Regions from separate parts of the Homo sapiens genome. Here region 2 is linked to region 1. A link is an interaction called in ENCODE POLR2A ChIA-PET data of the cell type or tissue named here. Cell type or tissue: PC-9. All regions are shown on one strand. Each heading gives the region's core, and the rest is flanking DNA. Links, peaks and the distances in the headings are about the cores only. Region 1 overlaps USP2-AS1 (USP2 antisense RNA 1). Region 2 has its middle 11 kb from the start of GRIK4.

Region 1 (8,678 bases), core at 423-8,422:
TGACATGCCCAGGGTTCCTCTGCTTGTCGTCCTTTGGAGTCACGCTCCAAGTTCCTCCACAGCCTCTTCTGCAGCCCTGCCACCTTCCAAGCCGCCATGGTGTGGCTCTGAGGGTCCCAGCTTGGGGAGCAGCATTGGCCCTATGAGAGGGCAGAAATGGAGACTGAGACCCACCAGCACTTTAGGGGCCTCCCTGGGACTCGTCCTTCCCTCTGACATGATGCTAACTCCATGTCCTGAAGCATCAGCTCATCACCCCATCCTTCAACTAACCCATCAACCAGCCAAGTACACCAACCAACAAGCCAAGCCACACCCCACTCACCAATCCATCAGCCACCACTCTACCTGTTACCCTACACCCTGCCATGCCACCAACTCAGCAACCTTCTAAGCAACATACCAATTCACCAACCAGATAATCTACCAACCGGCCTATTCTTCCACCATCTAACCACCCCACTAACCAGCCTATCAGCCAACTCACCAACCAACTCATTACCACACTGTCCAATCAGGAGATAGAAGCTACACAGTGCTGTGAACAGAAAGCTTTAATATAAAGAATTATTAACTATAACAGGAAATCACCCACTAAGCATGACAGGAGATCATCCAATAACCATGACAGGAGATCGCCCACTAACCGTGACAGGAGATTGCCCAATAACCGTGACAGGAGATCGCCCACTAACCGTGACAGGAGATCACCCACTAACCGTGACAGGAGATCGCCCACTAACCGTGACAGGAGATCGCCCACTAACCATGACAGGAGATCGCCCACTAACTGTGACAGGAGATCTCCTAGTAACCATAATAGGAGATTGCCTAGTAACCATAACAGGAGATCACCTAGTAGCTATGACAGGAGATCACCCAGTAACCATGACAGGAGATCACCCACTAACCATGACAGGAGATCGCCCACTAACCATAACAGGAGATTGCCTAGTAACTATAACAGGAGATCGCCTAGTAGCTATGACAGGAGATCACCCAGTAACCGTGACAGGAGATCGCCCACTAACCATGACAGGAGATCACCCACTAACCATGACAGGGGATCACCCACTAACCATGACAGGAGATCGCCTACCTAAGGAACACTTCTACCTCTAGGGCTGAGGCCGAGCATCGAAGGCAGGAAGAAACCTGGAAGCGTCTTCCCGCAACCCCAACACCCAGGGCTGAGACCCAAACCTTGTTAGAGATGGTACAGCCGAGGCGCCCTGGCTGCAGGAAAGTTTGCTGAAGTGCCGGTGTGGGTGGAACTCTCTGGCAGGCCACTCTCTGGGCTGCTGCAGGAGGCTGGATGCTGCGGGACACCTCACTGAGGAGCCTGCAAGAGAAGCCCTTCCTCGTCCTGTGCTGCTCCTCCAGCACCGTCTCCTGGGAAAGCCGAACATGGAGCCAGCTGGTTAAAGAGAAATATCGACAGGGTCTAGCTCCACGATCACAGACCAGACCCCGGAGAGTACATGTGAAGCTGAGACGCAATTCAGTAATAACTGGCACACCTGTTCTCTTGCTTCCCCACCAACTCTGCAACCCACTAACCAATATGCCACTCATCCACCAACCAACCAATCAGCTAACAAGCCTACCCTTCCACCATTTCATCACCCCACCAACTGCAGTCCTCTGACCAGAATACCCATCTACCTACCTACCTGCTACCCCAGCAACCCAGTTTTCTTGAATGTTCCAGGCACTGTGCTGAGGGCAGTGAGGAATACAGCAGTGAAAGGGAAGTCTGCACCCTGAAGGAGTGACACTCATTTATTCAAATTGGGCAACATATGCAACCTATGCCTATGATTTACTGTGGGCCAATAAGGCCCTGTTTCACGCAGGTGACATCCATTAAATGGACAAACAGTGGGCAGACAGCATGCTCTGAAGCTAGTGGTGGGAGAGATCACTATGGCCTGATGGTAGAGAGCAGCCTCGTGGAGGAGGGAAGTGATCTGGGCATTGAAGAATGAGCAGAGTAGAGATTCCAATTTGGAAAAGGAAAAGAAAGGCACGGGGGCAGTGAATGTCTAGGTATCTACTGTGTGCCGAAGGAGGACTCGGCACAGGGAGACTTCTGCACAAGAAGGGCTCACCATCCTGGGGGCGCCACAGGCCCCAGCTGCACGGGCCTGCAGGGAGCACACGTCCATCTCATCCGTGACAGGCAAGAGCTATCACACCCCTAGGAGAGGCTGATCCTATCATCAGCTTCTTTCTCAGGCAGTGAAGGGGCTCCTCCTTTTCATCAAGGGCTAAACTACAATTTTGAAAAAAAAAAAAAAAGGCTCACCCAGCATCAAGCAGACATCAGAAAGAACTTCCAGTCCAGACCAGCAGGAGGCTCAGGAATGCGATACTTCCAACTGTCTGGGGTGCCTGAAATATTGACCTGCTCAGAGGCAGGGGAATATCCGCAATGACCCTTCCTCACCCTGTTGTTAAAGGGCTCCTTGTGGCCCAGGTCCACCTGCTCCCAGGCTTCCATCAGCCCAAGTGCCATTAAGTATCTCGGAATAAAAATCTGACTTCAGAATCAATTGATGGAGAGAGGTTCTCCAAACATTCGCTGGTGAAGGTAATTAAATTCCAATCGGAGAAGATGGAGCTGTGTGACGGGGCGGTGGGGGCAGCGGCTGGCACCTGGCTGCTGAGCAATGAAATCACGGGCGTGCGCAGCCCAGAGCTGGCAGCGGCACAAAGGAAATTGGAGCAGTCAAATATTTCCCTCCTCGTTGAGTTCCATTTACATGTTTATAATAGAGGTTCTTAAGGCCCTAATGAGAAGGCTGCTCATTGCAGGCAAGAGGATGATTAAGGCTCTGCCAGACGAGATCAGGGACAGGAACAAAGGCCTGTTAATTACTACAGAGGGACAGGAGGAGCGCCAGGCTCCAGCTCGCTGCTCCCCCAGAGCCTCCCAGCCTGGTGCCTTCTGGTTCGCTGAGGCTGCCTCACCTTTGCTCCCAACCCAGGTGACCTCCCGGGGCGGGCTAGATTCCCCAGAGCTGGAGTCAGGGGTTCAGGGACCATTTCCACTTTCCCTCCCTAGGGGGTGATTTCAGGCAGTACCCCTGGCACATGCAGATTTGTCCTCTGAAGGTGCCCTGTTGGGGGAAATGGCTCAGAGGAAGCCACGCTGCTGAACTGCTTGGCCACCGCCTGAACCATGAGGTTCACCTGCCCACCAGGGGGGTTGCTCACTTGAGCTTCCAAGCCCTAGAGGGAGGACCACCCTGGGCGGATGACAAAGCCCCTCTTCCCAGCCTTCAGCATCCAAGAGACACAGTTATACCTGTGGAGACCCAGGCCAGAATTAGTGATGGATGATGTCATCTGGTACAAAGGCAGAGGGTTCTTGCCAAGTTGATTTTAAGGCCTTTCTAACAACCGGAGTTCATGGTATGGTGGAAAAAGTAAAGGTTTTGTGTCAACAGGCTTAGGGTCAGGCAGACTTGGTCTCAAATCCCAGGTATTCTGTTTGCTAATGAGGTGCCCTGGACAGGTTATTAACTTCTCTGAGCCTCAGTCTCTTCATCAGTTAAAAGGGGGTAATCTCACCTACTACACTCGGGCTGGTTTTATGATGCAATGAGATAATGTTGACTAGGTCTGGCACAAAGTAGGTGGTCAGTTCACATTGGTGACCTTGTCCCCTATTCTGAGGGGCTGGGTTGGTATGCTTTGGAAGTCCTGCCTATCTATGACCTGCAGGACATGGGGCTGAGTGTGGGCAGTATCTGATTTCCTTCAGCCTGTCGCTGCTCCGTAGCACCTCTTCTTGTGACATGGCATCTGGCAATATTGAAGGGAAAGAGGAGATTGTCTGGCCAGGGCTGGGAGGAAATCAGACTCTGTGCACTGCTTGCCCAAGTGCCCCTCACCTGTGTCCCACTCTACCTCTGAGGGCTCCAGAGATGAGGGGAAGATGCGAGGAGGGAGAGAAGAGTCATGTTTGAGGAGCTCCCTGATTTCTCTATGAGAAAGAAAAATCAGAGAAATAAGTTATGCCATGCAAAGTGGAGTGAATCTGGTAGTCAAGGGTTGAATTTGAAGAACTTTGATTTTTAGGAAAATGGTCATCTTGTAAAGGCCCAAACCAGAGCTTTCTCAACTAGAATCCGATTTTAGGCCCAGGGGATATAGGGTCTAAGAGGAGAATGATTCTGCGGTTAACACAAAGACCCAAAGATGAGAGACCCCCAACTCCCTGGAGGATATGGTGCCATCTTGGTCTTCCCGGGGTCAGTGTTGGCAGCTGGGAACATCTCAGTGGCTTCTTGGCTTACTAAGGTGCTTCCCTTGGAGCTGTCCACGGTGCTGGCCTCAGAGCCTATCTGGCCCTGGCTGCCTGGCCACACCTACCTCTCCAGCTGGCTGTCAGGCCTGTCACCTGCAGAGCTTCTGCCCCAGCCCACAGCACTGAACCTTGCTGCAAGCCCCAGGATTTTCAGACACACCTAATGCTAAGATGCATTTTAGCTTGAGCCTTAGGGCTAACAATAACCTAGTCCCTAGAGTCCACCTTAAACAGAACTCTCACCAGAATCTAGACTTGAATCCATATCAATCTGAAGTACAGCTCGAATCATCATCCCTTCCTTAATATGAATCTTAAACCCTATTCTCATTTCTAGTCTCCAATCGAGTACTGGTCTGAAGTTCACCTCTTACCCTAACTTCCGAATGAACCTGAGCCCTAAAGACTTGATCTTGGGCAAAGGATTGGCCCATCCCCTCTTCTCTCCCTCCTTATGAATGTGGCAGAGCCTCTGTGGTGAGCGCTGTGGGTAGAGAGATGTGTCCTGTGCTGCCCCTGCTCTCCAGGAACTTGGCTGTGTGCCCCTACCGCCCTCACCATCAGACAAATTCATGTCAGTGTCAGCATTGACGATATTCTCCCAAGAGGGAAAGTCTTTAGAGAAGATGTCATCATCATTTACAAGGCAAAACATAGAGGTGGGCCATGGAGAGCTCTGAATTCTTCCCACTGTGCACCACCTGCCGAGAGGCTCTGGCTCCTGCCTCCTGTGCCTTTGGTCCACGCTGCATGCTGGTGTGGGTGGGGAGTGAAGAGTGGAGGAAACTTTCATAGGGGCAAGGCCCACCTGTCTCTGTGGAATATGATTCACATAGTTGTAGGTAGATGCTGAGGAGGCCCGGGTAGCACAGGAAGTACCAGACCCTGAGCACCTACCATTACCAGGCCCCTCGCTGACCTTCACAACACTCACTGAGCGGGGCTGAGGAAGCCGAAGGGCCTTTGTATCCATTACAAAGATAACAGGTAGAAGAGCTGGGAATGAAATACAAGTCCTGTGGCTGCTGAGTCCTAGAGGCTGGGGACGGTGAGGGGAGAGGCTTTCTAAAGGAGGTGAGGTGCAGGCGGTGGGGACACAGGCAGTGTGGGGTGCAGTGTCAGGAGGGATGAGTGGGGGTTGAGGTGAGAGGTGAGGAAGAGAGGTTGACCAAGGCTGGGAGATGCAGATGGGATGGGGATGGCCCCATAGGCTGGTCTGGACTTTCCCTGTGCCCAAGGCCAGACACTGGGGAAAGCTCAGGGAGAGAAGAGAACTTGCAAAGCGGAGTCACATTCTTCTCTCCCATGGCGGGTTCCTCCTGAGGGGCCTGCTCTTGTGAGATGACATGAAGAAGGGGAATGGGGAGAATGGCGGCCAGGAGAAGACATATGACATTCCCCAGGGTCAATGGTGCGGCCCGTGTGTCTATCTACTGGCCCTCCACTCCTCCTGCGCCACTTTCTTCCTTCCCCACAGCCACCATCCTAGTCCAGGCCATGCCCGGCCACTGGCTGCAGCCTCCATTGCCTCCCTTCTCCATCCTTTGGGTCCTCTGCCCACAGCCAGAGGGACCTGCCTGAGGCCCTCATGAGGACCCTCCTCCCCAAGAAGATGGGCTGCTCCCTCTTTCCTGCCAAATTCCACTCGCCTCTCCTCCTTGGCTTTCTGTCACTTGTAGCTGTGGCAAACTTGTCCTAGCTGGGACACTGATGAGGAAGGCAGTGCTGTGGATGATGATGAGGGCAGCAGGCATGATGCCAGGATGCCCCCTGACTCCTGCCTCCTCTCCAGCCGACCCCCCAGGATTTCCCAAAACCTCCCTCAGCTCCTCCAGATCCTGCCAACTGCTAGGCTCAGGCCCTCCCACAGCTTCCCCGGCCTGGAAAGGGCGCTAGAATGGGAGTCAGAGGAACCGAGCCCAGTTCCTTATTGACTGCCCTGAAGCCTGGGATAGGGCGCCTCTCCTCTCTACTGTCTCCCCTGTAAAATGGGGATAATCCCTCCTGCTCCACTCTTCTCCCAACGAGAGGGAGAATATGACAGCACTTGGTAAGTAACTGCACTGCATAAAGAGGCCTGCTGGAGTTACTGGCCCCCATTCATGCCTACATTTTGGCCCCATTATTTACATTTAGTTTTATTCCCCTCCTCCTCCTGGAGTCTCTGTTCCCTGCCACGGGGTGTGCAGCTCGCACCCTCTGTGGCCTCCAGCATTCTCTGGCTGAGCCTGCTGCCTGCCACTGATCAGGCCCGTGCAGGGAAGGTGGTGGCTTTCTTCCCTGCCAGTCTTAGCACAGTCCTGGGCTCCCAGGGGACCTCCGTCTAGTTGACTCGATATTGACTGAACCCAGCTTTAGATCAATGGTTCTCAAGCTGAAGCATGTATCAGAATTGCCTGGTGAGCTCATTAAACCCCAAATTGCTGGTTCCCTCCCCAGTTTCTGATTCTAGAAGTCTGGGTGGAGCCTGAGGATCTGCATTTCTGACAAGTTCTCAGGTGATGCTGATGCTGCTGGTCCAGAAACCACACTTTGAGAACCACTGTTGTTCTCAGCGAAAACCTGGATGGCCCTGCCAGGAAGTCTTCTGTCTAAGTGGGCTTAGATGAGATGGCCTTATGGGGCGGATGTGTGTGTGGAGGGGCCTGGGTCCGTGGCACCCCAGACACCAGGAAGTGAGTGCCTCTTGCCTAGAGGCAGAAGCAGCATTGAATGTCCTGAGTCAGAGCTGCGACATCTGAGTTTAATCTGTGTGGAGCAATTCAAGGGAGGGAGCCAAGGGTGGGGGGAGCGGGAGCTGGGAAGGCGGCTGCATATTTCATACTGTTCCCAGCTTTGAAGGTCCAGGGAAAGCGTGTGGCAGTCGGTGACAGCTTCATCGTAATGAGGGATGGGGAGATGCACCCTGCTTGGGGTGAGGCGCTCATCAGATGGGTGGAAGGATGGTCAGGGAGGGGCAGGGGAGGTGGTGGTAGGTGTAGATGGGAAGTGGTGGTGGGGGAGGGTAGAATCTGTAGTGTGGGCCCCTCCTCTAGACTCATCCCCATCTCCCCAGCATATATGGGTGGTGATGAGATTCCTGGAGGGTTTTCAGATGCAGTCTTTAAGGGCCTGTATCCATCCCCAAGGTCACACCTGGAATATCCTCTCCCTCCAAAGAGGTATCTCAACATCAGCAGAAGCTCTAGCAGGGCAAAGCCCCACTGTTCCTGAAACTGTCCCCAACTGGACCCTGGTGGTATCTGAAGCCTCTGAACTGCATGAGAATAGGGCTCATTACCATTCAGCCTCAGATCTGCACCCTGTTTGCCCTTCCTGTTCCATCCCCCCATCCCCGACCTCCCACCAGCAGGGGCCAAGGCCATTTCTAAAGAGTTTATAATCGAGGGCTTAGGAGGAGTCTCTGGACATTCTAAAAAGGCCTCCTCCTTTCTCTTAGTTTTGGGCCCCACCTGTGGTACAGCCCTGATGTAGGAATTTAGAATTCCAGATCTATGGCAATGGAGGAGTTGGGGACACACTGCTCAGTGGCAGGGTTGACTGGGGGACAATTTCTGGGACCAGAAAGGGGGTGCGCACAGGCTGAGTGCCCCCTGTTTACAGCCTCAAAGGGCTCTCAGCACCCAAGTTGGTTGTATTGACAAACATGCCCCTTCTGGGCTCAGCAGGGATCCAGGCCAGCCTTGGAGGAGTCACAGAACCATTTAGAGTCGGTGACCAGTTTCCTTACAGACAGCGGGGTATGCACAGAGGGATACCTGGCAGGAGTCACACAGACTTTGCTGCTCCGGGGCTGCCCAGCCCTGCCCCATGATCAGGGCTGCATTTGCTCTTCAGAGGCCTTTGCCAACACAGGGTGAGCGGGACCCTGGAAGGTGAGAAGGGAGGATGGCAGTGCAGCCCGGCTTCCCTCAGACAGACCCGGGCCCAGCCCTGGCTTTGCCTCCTAGTTTCTAAGGATGCGACCTTGGGCAAGTCATGTGGCTTTTCAGAGCCTCAGTTTGCTCATCCTTAAAATGGGAACAATTGTATCAATTTTGCGGGGCTGATATGAGATGACATATGGACAGCACTGAGCACAGTGCCTGGCACTGGTCCGCTCTCAATAACAGCATGTGCAGACCTGGGGCGGGAGGCATCCAAAGCTGCTTAGGGCCTCCCCCTCCCCAGGGCCTCCTCCCTCCATCCCAGACCTGGTGGAACCAAGAACCGGCCTTGAGCCCCCTCCCTCAGAGTGGCTGGAGTGAACATTCAATCCTGATTAGCTCCACCGGGCTCCGTCGTAACCTTTTCATTAGGAAATTATGTTTAATAGAAATTGTTCTGACACCTCTCAGCAGCGTTTCCCTGCAATTCATTACCA
Region 2 (8,678 bases), core at 474-8,473, 1.0 Mb after region 1:
ATTGGTTAACTTATTCCCAGCTTTGTTTCAGAAAGCTTTGCAGCAGAGCAGGGCGTTTGAAGATGGTTTAAGGAAAAAAAGGAATCATAGGCCTTAGGGAAAAGAAGGTGGATGTTAGGCTCGTTTGCAGTATTTGTTACTTGATCCTATGATTTTTTTTCTTTCAAAATGTCTCTGATTTACCCCTTGCTCTGTTTCCACTGTAGCAGGTTATCTTGCGGCACAGCTCCATGTAACTAAAACACCTGCATAGATTGCTGCCTCCTCCGCTCTCCAGCCTGTCATGCATGACTACCCGCCAGGTTTGCTCCAAAACATTCCTTTCATTGTGCCACTTGCCTGCCCAAGAACCTGCAGTGGCTATGGTTACTACTGTATCGATTAAACTCCGCTTTGTTTCAGAGATGATCATAATTTGGCCAGCTTCATTTCCCTCTACTGTCCATCGTGAGCCCTCTTCCCCAGTAAGGCTTAGGCTCCTCCAAGTCTCCCCACCTCACATTCTAGGCCGGGACTCCACCTTTGCTTTTCCCTTAGTCTGAAATGTACTTTGGAAACTTCCAAGATGAGTATTAAAAGTAATAGCTGGCCGGGCGCGATGACTCACGCCTGTAATCCCAGCACTTTGGGAGGCCAAGGCGGGCGGATCAAGAGGTTGGGAGATGGAGACCATCCTGGCCAACAGGGTGAAACCCCGTTTCTACTAAACTACAAAAAATTAGCTGTGCGTGGTGGCAGGCGCCTGTAGTCCCAGCAACTTGGGAGGCTGAGGCAGGGGAATCACTTGGACCCGGGAGGCAGAGGTTGCAGTGAGCCGAGATCGCACCATTGCACTCCAGTCTGGCGACAGAGCAAGACTCCATCTGAAAATAAATAAATAAATAAATAAATAAATAAATAAATAAATAAATAAATAATGGCTGGCCAGACATGGTGGCTCATGCCTGTAATCCTAGCACTTTGGGAGGCTGAGGAGGGTGGATCGCTTGTCACTTGAGCCCAAGAGTTCAAGACCAGCTTGGGCAACATGGTGAAACACCATCTTACAAACAATAGAAAAATTAGCTAGGTGAGGTGATGTGCGCCTGTAGTCACAGCTACTTGGGAGGCTGAAGTGGGAGGATCACTTGAGCCCAGGAAGCGGAGGTTGCAGTGAGCCATGATCTGCACTCCAGCCCAGCAATCAAAATAAAATAAAAAATAAAAATATTAGCTACAACTTAATGAGTACAAACTATGTGTCAGGTGCTGTACACTACATACATGACTCCTGTCTTCACAAAAACCTCATAAGGTAAGTGGTTTTTCTCCATTTTTACAGAGCAGGTAACTGAAGCTAGTAGTGATTATGATGTTCCCAGTGGCACAGCTAGGATTCAAGATAAGGTCTGTCTTCCACCAAAGCTTGTCTTTTTTACCCGGCTGCAGAAATAGTTTCTGTACTTAAAGGTGTTTACAGCCTAGTAGTGACAAGTACATGAATATTAATTTTCTGCTTTTCTCCCTCCCTAAATTGCAGTTATCTACACTGGACTAAGGGGCAGAAATTCTGAGAAGTTTGCATTCCATTCAAGGTGTTTGATCTTGGGAATGACTTGAACACAACTAAACATTTAAAGAGATTAACTCAGCAGCTGAATTATGCTAAAGTAGAATAAAGCAGGCAAAGGAGAGTTGGGAGGCAGGAAGGCTAGCAGAGTGATAATATCTGAACAAGAGGCTTACATTTGGTAAAGTAGGAACAGAAAGGGGAAAAATGGTGTAGTTGAGGTAGAAATTACAGATGTTAGCATGTAAGTTAATATGTAGCATAAGGAGAGGGAGGAGTTTAAAAAACAAGACTTTCTGTGAACCAAAGAGATTGATTAACAACTGGGAAAGCATAGAGCAGAGATAGGCTTTGAGGGGAAAATCAGTGTAATTTTGGCCATGTTGAGTTTTAGGTAGCAGTGTTGTCTCAACTTACAGATGTCTAGCAAGATGTGGCAAATACAGTTCCAGAGCTAAATCAAGTTGTCATTCGTGTTGTTTCAGTTGGATTAAGGACATAATCCACAATTGTGTGCATAAAATCTGTGTCATAAAATCTCAGAATTGAAAGTACTTTAGAGTCTGTCAACTGATTGGGGAAACCAAATGTGGTATATTCATATAGGGGAATATTCTTTGCCCTTAAAAAAGGAATGAAGTACAGATAACATGCGACATAATGAATCTTGAAAACTTTATGCTAGGTGGAGAAGGCGGTCCCCAATTGTATGGCCACATATTGTATGATTCCTTTATATGAAATATGTAGAATAGGAAAACCAATAGAAAGTAGATTAGTGGTTGCCAGGGACTGGGGAGAGGGGAGGGTGTTCATGGATATTTGGTAATGAAAAGATTTGGAATTTTTTCAGGGGCGGTGGCAAAAATGTTCTGGAATTAGTGGCAATGGCTGTATGACCTTGCAAATATACTAAAAACCACGGAGTCGTACACTTTAAAATGGTGAATTTTATGGCATATGAATTATATATTTTTTAAGTGGAAGAAAAAAAGTACCTCAGAGATCACCTACTGTGTCCTCATACTGAGTGACTCAGTGCCTTTGTCCCTTCTCTACTCACACTGGAGATGGGTGAACATCTTCTGTCTTAGGGAACTTATCTTTTTGCCCAATAACCCATTCTATTTTTTTGAGACTTCTAATTGGTGTATGTGGCATAGTGGGTAGGAAGAATGGTCTCTCGACATCAGAAAGTGCTGGCTTTGCCACTTACTGACTTGCGTGACATTGGGCAAGTGAATTTCGTTAAGCGTCAGTTTCAGCATCTGCAAAAACTGAGTTAATAATAGTACCTTCCTCAGGGTTGCATTGACGAAAATGAAACAATGCACGTGGCGTGCCCAGCAGCTAGTAAATACTTTATATTCGGTCATAATTAGTCTTTTATTTCTTGCTTGCCCCTCACAATATAAAATACCTCATAAGAGGTCAGTTGCTACACTTTGGTTTGTCTGTTGTTTGTTTTTGAAACAGAGTCTCGCTCTGTCACTCAGGCTGGAGCGCAGTGGTGAGATCTCAGCTCACTGCGACCTCCACCTCCTGGGTTCAAGCAATTCTCCTGCCTCAACCTCCCAAGTAGCTGGGATTACAGGCATGCACCACCGTATCCAGCTAATTTTTGTATTTTTAGTAGAGATGGGGTTTCGCCATATTGACCAAGCTAGTCTTGAACTCCTGACCTCAAGCGATCCTCCAGCCTCAGCCTCCCAAAGTGCTGGGATTACAGGTGTGAGCCACCACAACTGGCCAGTTGCTACACTTTGTTTTTTGATTTCCTCATAGTCCAAAAAGTCTACCGCGTACAGGAACATACGGCAAGGACAGTTGGGATAAGCTGTGAAAATGTATGGTTTTTTTTTTTCTTTAAAGAATCTCAGTGGGATCTACTGATGCGTTGACATTATGCCAACTTGCCAGCAATTTCGTTTTTCCCTTCAAGATGTCTGTGAACAGTGTGGCAAAAGAGATGAGGCGCCTTGGGGTCTTAACTGCACGATGGCCGGCAAGACACCAGGGAAGCTTCATGTTTTCCCTCCACCTTCAGAGATGCAGTGATACTGAGAGTTGAGAGCAGTTTTATTTAGCATCAGGCAGCTGGGCTGACCTTTCCCAGCACCCCCATGCTCTTTGGTAACTAAAGGTAGAAAGAGAAAGACCATTTTTTAAGTATGTGAACATAAGGAGGAGTCCCTTCCTAAATTCTTGCTGTAACCTCCAACTTCTTATCCTTGTTTTGGCTAAGATTAGACAAGTATTATGAAGTGATATGACACCAAAAGGCTAGACAGGAGAGGATTTATATAGATTCAATCATCTAGAAGATTTGGCAATTTTTTACAAGCCATTTGTTTTTTGTTTCTTGGTTTTTTTTTTTTTGAGACAGAGTCTCGCTCTGTCGCCCAGGCTGGAGTGCAGTGGTGCGATTTCGGCTCCTGCAACCTCCGCCTCCCAGTTTAAAGTGATTCTCTTGCCTCAGCCTTCCGAGCAGCTGAGACTACAGGCGCCTGCCACCACCCCCGGCTGATTTTTGTATTTTTAGTAGAGGCCAGATTTCACCATATTGGCCAGGCTGGTCTCCAACTCCTGACCTCAAATGATCCACCCACCTCGGCTTCCCAAAGTACTGGAATTACAGGCGTGGGCCACAGCGCCCGGCCAAGCTACTTGTTTTATTAGGTGTCCAGTGCAGTCTTGATGTTAGCTGAAGATGTTTGGGTAATCTCTTGTATCGCTTCATAAAACAGCATAATAAACCCAATAGTAGCAGCATTCAATAGCTTTGCACCAAGGAAATGTTCCCTCCCACCTCTCATTCCCTCTGCTTCCTACTCCCCAATCCCTACCTCAAGCCACCTGCTGGGCAGCTGGAACCACAAATCACCAGCATTACTTCCAGAGGAATAAAACAGCCTACATCCCCCACCCCCCCACCCCCGTCCCCGCCTGCTTTGTTTTTAGCTGGTTTGTTTGTTTTCGGATGTCAGTAATGTGAAGTATTTCCCCTAATCAATGTTTTAACCTTCTTGTTGATATTTATTCAGCTTGGTTGAATGTACTGTGTTAAAGCATCCATGAGCTCTATGCATGGGAGAGTAAATCTGAATTTCTCTCTTTTCTCTGGAGACATCATAATATTTCCTATTATCAGAGGATTGTTTTGCTAGGATATTAATGAGCAGTTTCTCTGCTGGAGTTGTCATTGCTTCCCTCTTCCTTCAGCTCCCAAACAATTTTGAATTAACATGGAAACCAAGTTTAATTTCTTGACTCATCTCCTCTGGCTTTGAATTTCCTTTTCTGTTTCATGCTGTTGTCAATAATTTGGTGCTCCCATCTGTCCATTTCTGCTCACCATGTTATTGATAATGTGATTAACCCCCTACTCCATTGCTATTTATTTAGTGATAAATTATTTCTGATCATGTGTGCTATATTTTCTTTACTCAGATCTAAGGTATAATTAGGGAAGAGAGCTGAACAAAATAACCTTTTTTTCCCTTCTCTTACCATGGTGTTGGGTGAAACATGCTGTCCAGCAGGTCCCTGTCTTTTATAATGGAAGGAGAACGTGCTTTTATATGCAAATCCAGATGTGTGATGGTGGTTTGTTTACCTTACTTTGTGCTTAATGAGATTCTCCAGATATTGTTATGTTGAAGTACTGCTTCTATTTTTATTATCTAACATTTATTAAATGTCAACCATGTGCTCTGTTAAACAAAGAATAGCACAGTTCTGTCTGGACTCAGAGTCTAGATGCTTAGTTTCAGCCCTAGTGACTAAAACCTGTATAATGGACGGTGTATGTTATCCTGGGGAATGTTTTCCAAATATTGTATTTTAAAATGATAAACAATTGGACCCTGCCCCTGGGAGAGACACATCTGAAACAAGGCACATGTATAAAACAAGGCGCAGAATAAGAGAGAGAAAGATACAGTTGAACTTACTTTAAAAGTAAGATTGATTTTTTTTACCTTAATTTTTACTCTTGAAATTTCAAGTGATAGGTTGAATTTTCCAGCTGTTTTGATTTCACCTATGTTTTCCATTCTACAAAGAATGTTTTGATCTTTTCATCTGGCCCAAGGCAAAGCTGGTGACTTGGCTCAGTTACAAGAAAAGAGCCCGGAACCTTACGGAGCAGGAATGTAGATTTTAGCTCATTTCAGTGGCACAGCTTGGTTTGGTGAATCACTTTGTACCTCGGATTCTTTATATCAGGATGGTGGTGGGGTTGTTAAAATATAACTAGTGGAAGGGGAATATTTTGATTTCAAATCAGAAAATACAACTTAAAGGCTCATAATTTACTACTAAATAGCTATTTTCAGCCAGGCATGGTGGCTTATACATGTAATCCCAGCACTTTGGGAGGTTGAGGCAGGCAGATCACTTGAGCCTAGGAGTTTGAGACCAGACTGGGCTAGAAAGTGAGACTCTCATCTTTACAAAAAATCAAAAAATTACCTGGGTGTGGTGGCACACCCATGTGATCCAAGCTACATGGGAGGCTGAGGCAGGAGGATTGCTTAAGCCTAGGAGTTGAAGGCTGCAGTGAGCTATGATACTACCGCTGCACTCCAGCCTGGGCAGCAGAGTGAGACCCTGTCTCAAAACAAACAAATAATATTAAAAATAAATACAAATTTTCTTATCTTTGAAACGAGGATAACACAACTCAGGGTTGAAATGAGAAATATGATGATGGCTGTGAAAGCACTTTGTAAACCATGATGTGCTTTGCACATTTATCCTCAGAATGCTTACTACTCATTAGTTCAAATTTATATATAAGCTCTACGTCCAGGGCCGGGTGCAGTGGCTCACTCCTGTAATCCCAGCCTTTTGGGAGGCCGAGGCAGGTGGATCGCTTGAGGTCAGGAGTTCGAGATCAGCCAGGCCAACATGGCGAAACCCCATCCCTACTAAAAATATAAAAATTAGCTGGGTGTGGTGGCGGCTGCCTGTAATCCCAGCTACTGGGGAGGTTGAGGCAGGAGAATTGCTTGAACCCAGTAGGCAGAGGTTGCAGTGAGTCAAGATCATGCCACTGCCCTCCAGCCTGGGTGACAGAGCGAGACTCCATCTGAAAAAAAAAAAAAATAAATAATAAGATATGTATCCAAATGCATTTACTTGTGCATTCGGATTGATTATGTTGTTAATGAGTAAGGTGCAGAGGCAACAGTGTTGAGCTGAGGACTGGAATTAGTGGGGACCGCCACTAAGGGAGTGCACAGGGGAATGTTGCCTGTGTAGGTCTCACTGGAGTGAGCTGGTTCTTGGGGAATGGAACCACACCAGCAAAAATCGAGGACAGTGCCTGCCACCTAGGAGCCACGGAGTAATTGTTCACTACCTTCAACTGATGGTTGAAAACACAGTCCTGGGAGTAGCCTCCAGTATTTAATAAACCTTTTCTCCCTTCCCCCACCCACTTCTTTAGCCAACTACACCATAAAACAGACCCTTCTATCGCTACCAAAAATAAAAATCTTGTCTTTGGGGTTGGGAGAGATAAGACTTACTTGGTTATTAACTGTATAGGTATTTGTATATAGGTATTTTCAGCTGGGTCTACCTCTTCAACTTTTGTTTTTCAGTTTAATTTCTCTATTCCTCTTTCCCAGCCAAATTTTTAAGTCAACCATACACCTCAACAGGGGGCCTAATTAATTAGCATTTTAAAAGCAGTGTACTCCCTCAGAAGGGTGGAGGGGGAGGGTAGCTTGGAGTCAGTTTGTATTCAGAAGAACAAGGTATTATTGTGTGTGCTGGATTTTTTTTTTTTGAGACGGAGTCTAGCTCTGTCACCAGGCTGGAGTGCAGTGGCGCAATCTCAGCTCACTACAACCTCTGCCTCCCGGGTTCAAGTGATTCTCCTGCCTCAGCCTCCTGAGTAGCTGGGATTACAGGCACCCGCCACGACGCCCGGGTACTTTTTGTATTTTTAGTAGAGACACAGTTTCACCATGTTGGTCAGTCAGGCTGGTCTCGAACTCCTGACCTCATGTGATCTGCCCGCCTCAGCCTCCCAAAGTGCTGAGATTACAGCGTGAGCCACCGCACCCTGCCGTGTGTGCTGAAGTTTACCCAAATGCTTAATGCTGGAAAATGCTTGAAGAAAACCATCCTTCCTCTGGCAGGAGGTGCAGTCTGACATGGAAGCATAAAGCAATATATAGAGACACGTTTTCATTTTTACTCTACTTACTGTTTTCATTCCTGAAAGTATATGCATGTGTGTGTTACAAGAAGTCATTTTAAAAAACAAACATGATGTTCATCTATTCAGATTGGTTTTATTTTGGAACTGTCTTCCTCTCATGTAAATGTATCCTTTTTAAAAAAGGCCATTAATGCTATTTACCTAGTAACACTTCAGTGTGTCAATAATATTACTTTTGTCAATAGAGCACTTAAGTAATTATTGCCTTTTCTGGTATTAAGTATCTTCGCTGCATTTAAAGAAAAGCACCCATACATCTAAAGAAAAAGGTCCAAAAACATAAGGCAAGTTTTTACTTTCAACAATAAGTGTTACATTTCTCCAAAGATCCAAATTTCCTTTTAGCCTTGGGCCAAGAAGACAGACTGAGAGAATCCAAGAATTTACAGATGGAAGTTACCTCATTCAACCTCCTAATCTACTGCTGGAATACCCTCTAGGGCAGCCCTGGCAGATGGCCATCCATCTGCTTGTATACTTCCAGGGCTGGGGAGCTCATTATCTCCTGAGGCAACTCATAAATTCTTTCTTATTTGAGCTAAAAGTGGCCTCTCTGTAACTTCTTTTTTTTTGAGACAGAGTCTCGCTCTATCGGCCAGGCTGGAGTGCAGGGCACGATCTTGGCTCACTGCAACCTCTGCCTCCCGGGCTCAAGCAATTCTCCTGCCTCAGCCTCCCGAGTAGCTGGGATTACAGGTGCGTGCTACCATGCCCGGCTAATTTTTGTATTTTTAGTAAAGATGGGGTTTCACCATATTGGCCAGGCTGGTCTCGAACTCTTGATCTCAGGTAATCTACCCGCCTCGGTCTCCCAAAGTGCTGGGATTACAGGCATGAGCCACCGTGCCCGGCCGCCTCTCTGTAACTTCTATCCACTGGTCCTGGTTGTGGAGC

The links. Peaks named below come from ENCODE experiments on the same cell type or tissue, not always from the same donor. Only the 100,000 strongest peaks of a DNase experiment are listed, where the experiment ranks them.
Region 2: POLR2A ChIA-PET joins it to region 1 with 6 read pairs; 2 of 35 experiments call an interaction of 5 or more read pairs at or near these places.

Annotation. Positions count from the first base shown.
Region 1 is chr11:119,489,588-119,498,265 of GRCh38, forward strand. The region is part of intron 3 of USP2-AS1 (USP2 antisense RNA 1); the gene reads left to right. Among named protein-coding and RNA genes, the nearest start is that of THY1, 71 kb to the left of the region's middle. RefSeq lists an enhancer at 8,483-8,678. In PC-9, for the core only: CTCF peaks have their summits at 2,399 and 2,603; a DNase peak (open chromatin) is centred at 4,364; H3K27me3 peaks cover 7,620 bases.
Region 2 is chr11:120,496,464-120,505,141 of GRCh38, forward strand. No RefSeq gene overlaps it. Among named protein-coding and RNA genes, the nearest start is that of GRIK4, 11 kb to the right of the region's middle. RefSeq lists enhancers at 6,984-7,043, 7,254-7,313. In PC-9, for the core only: no CTCF peak of the experiment used is centred there; no DNase peak of the experiment used is centred there; H3K27me3 peaks cover 532 bases.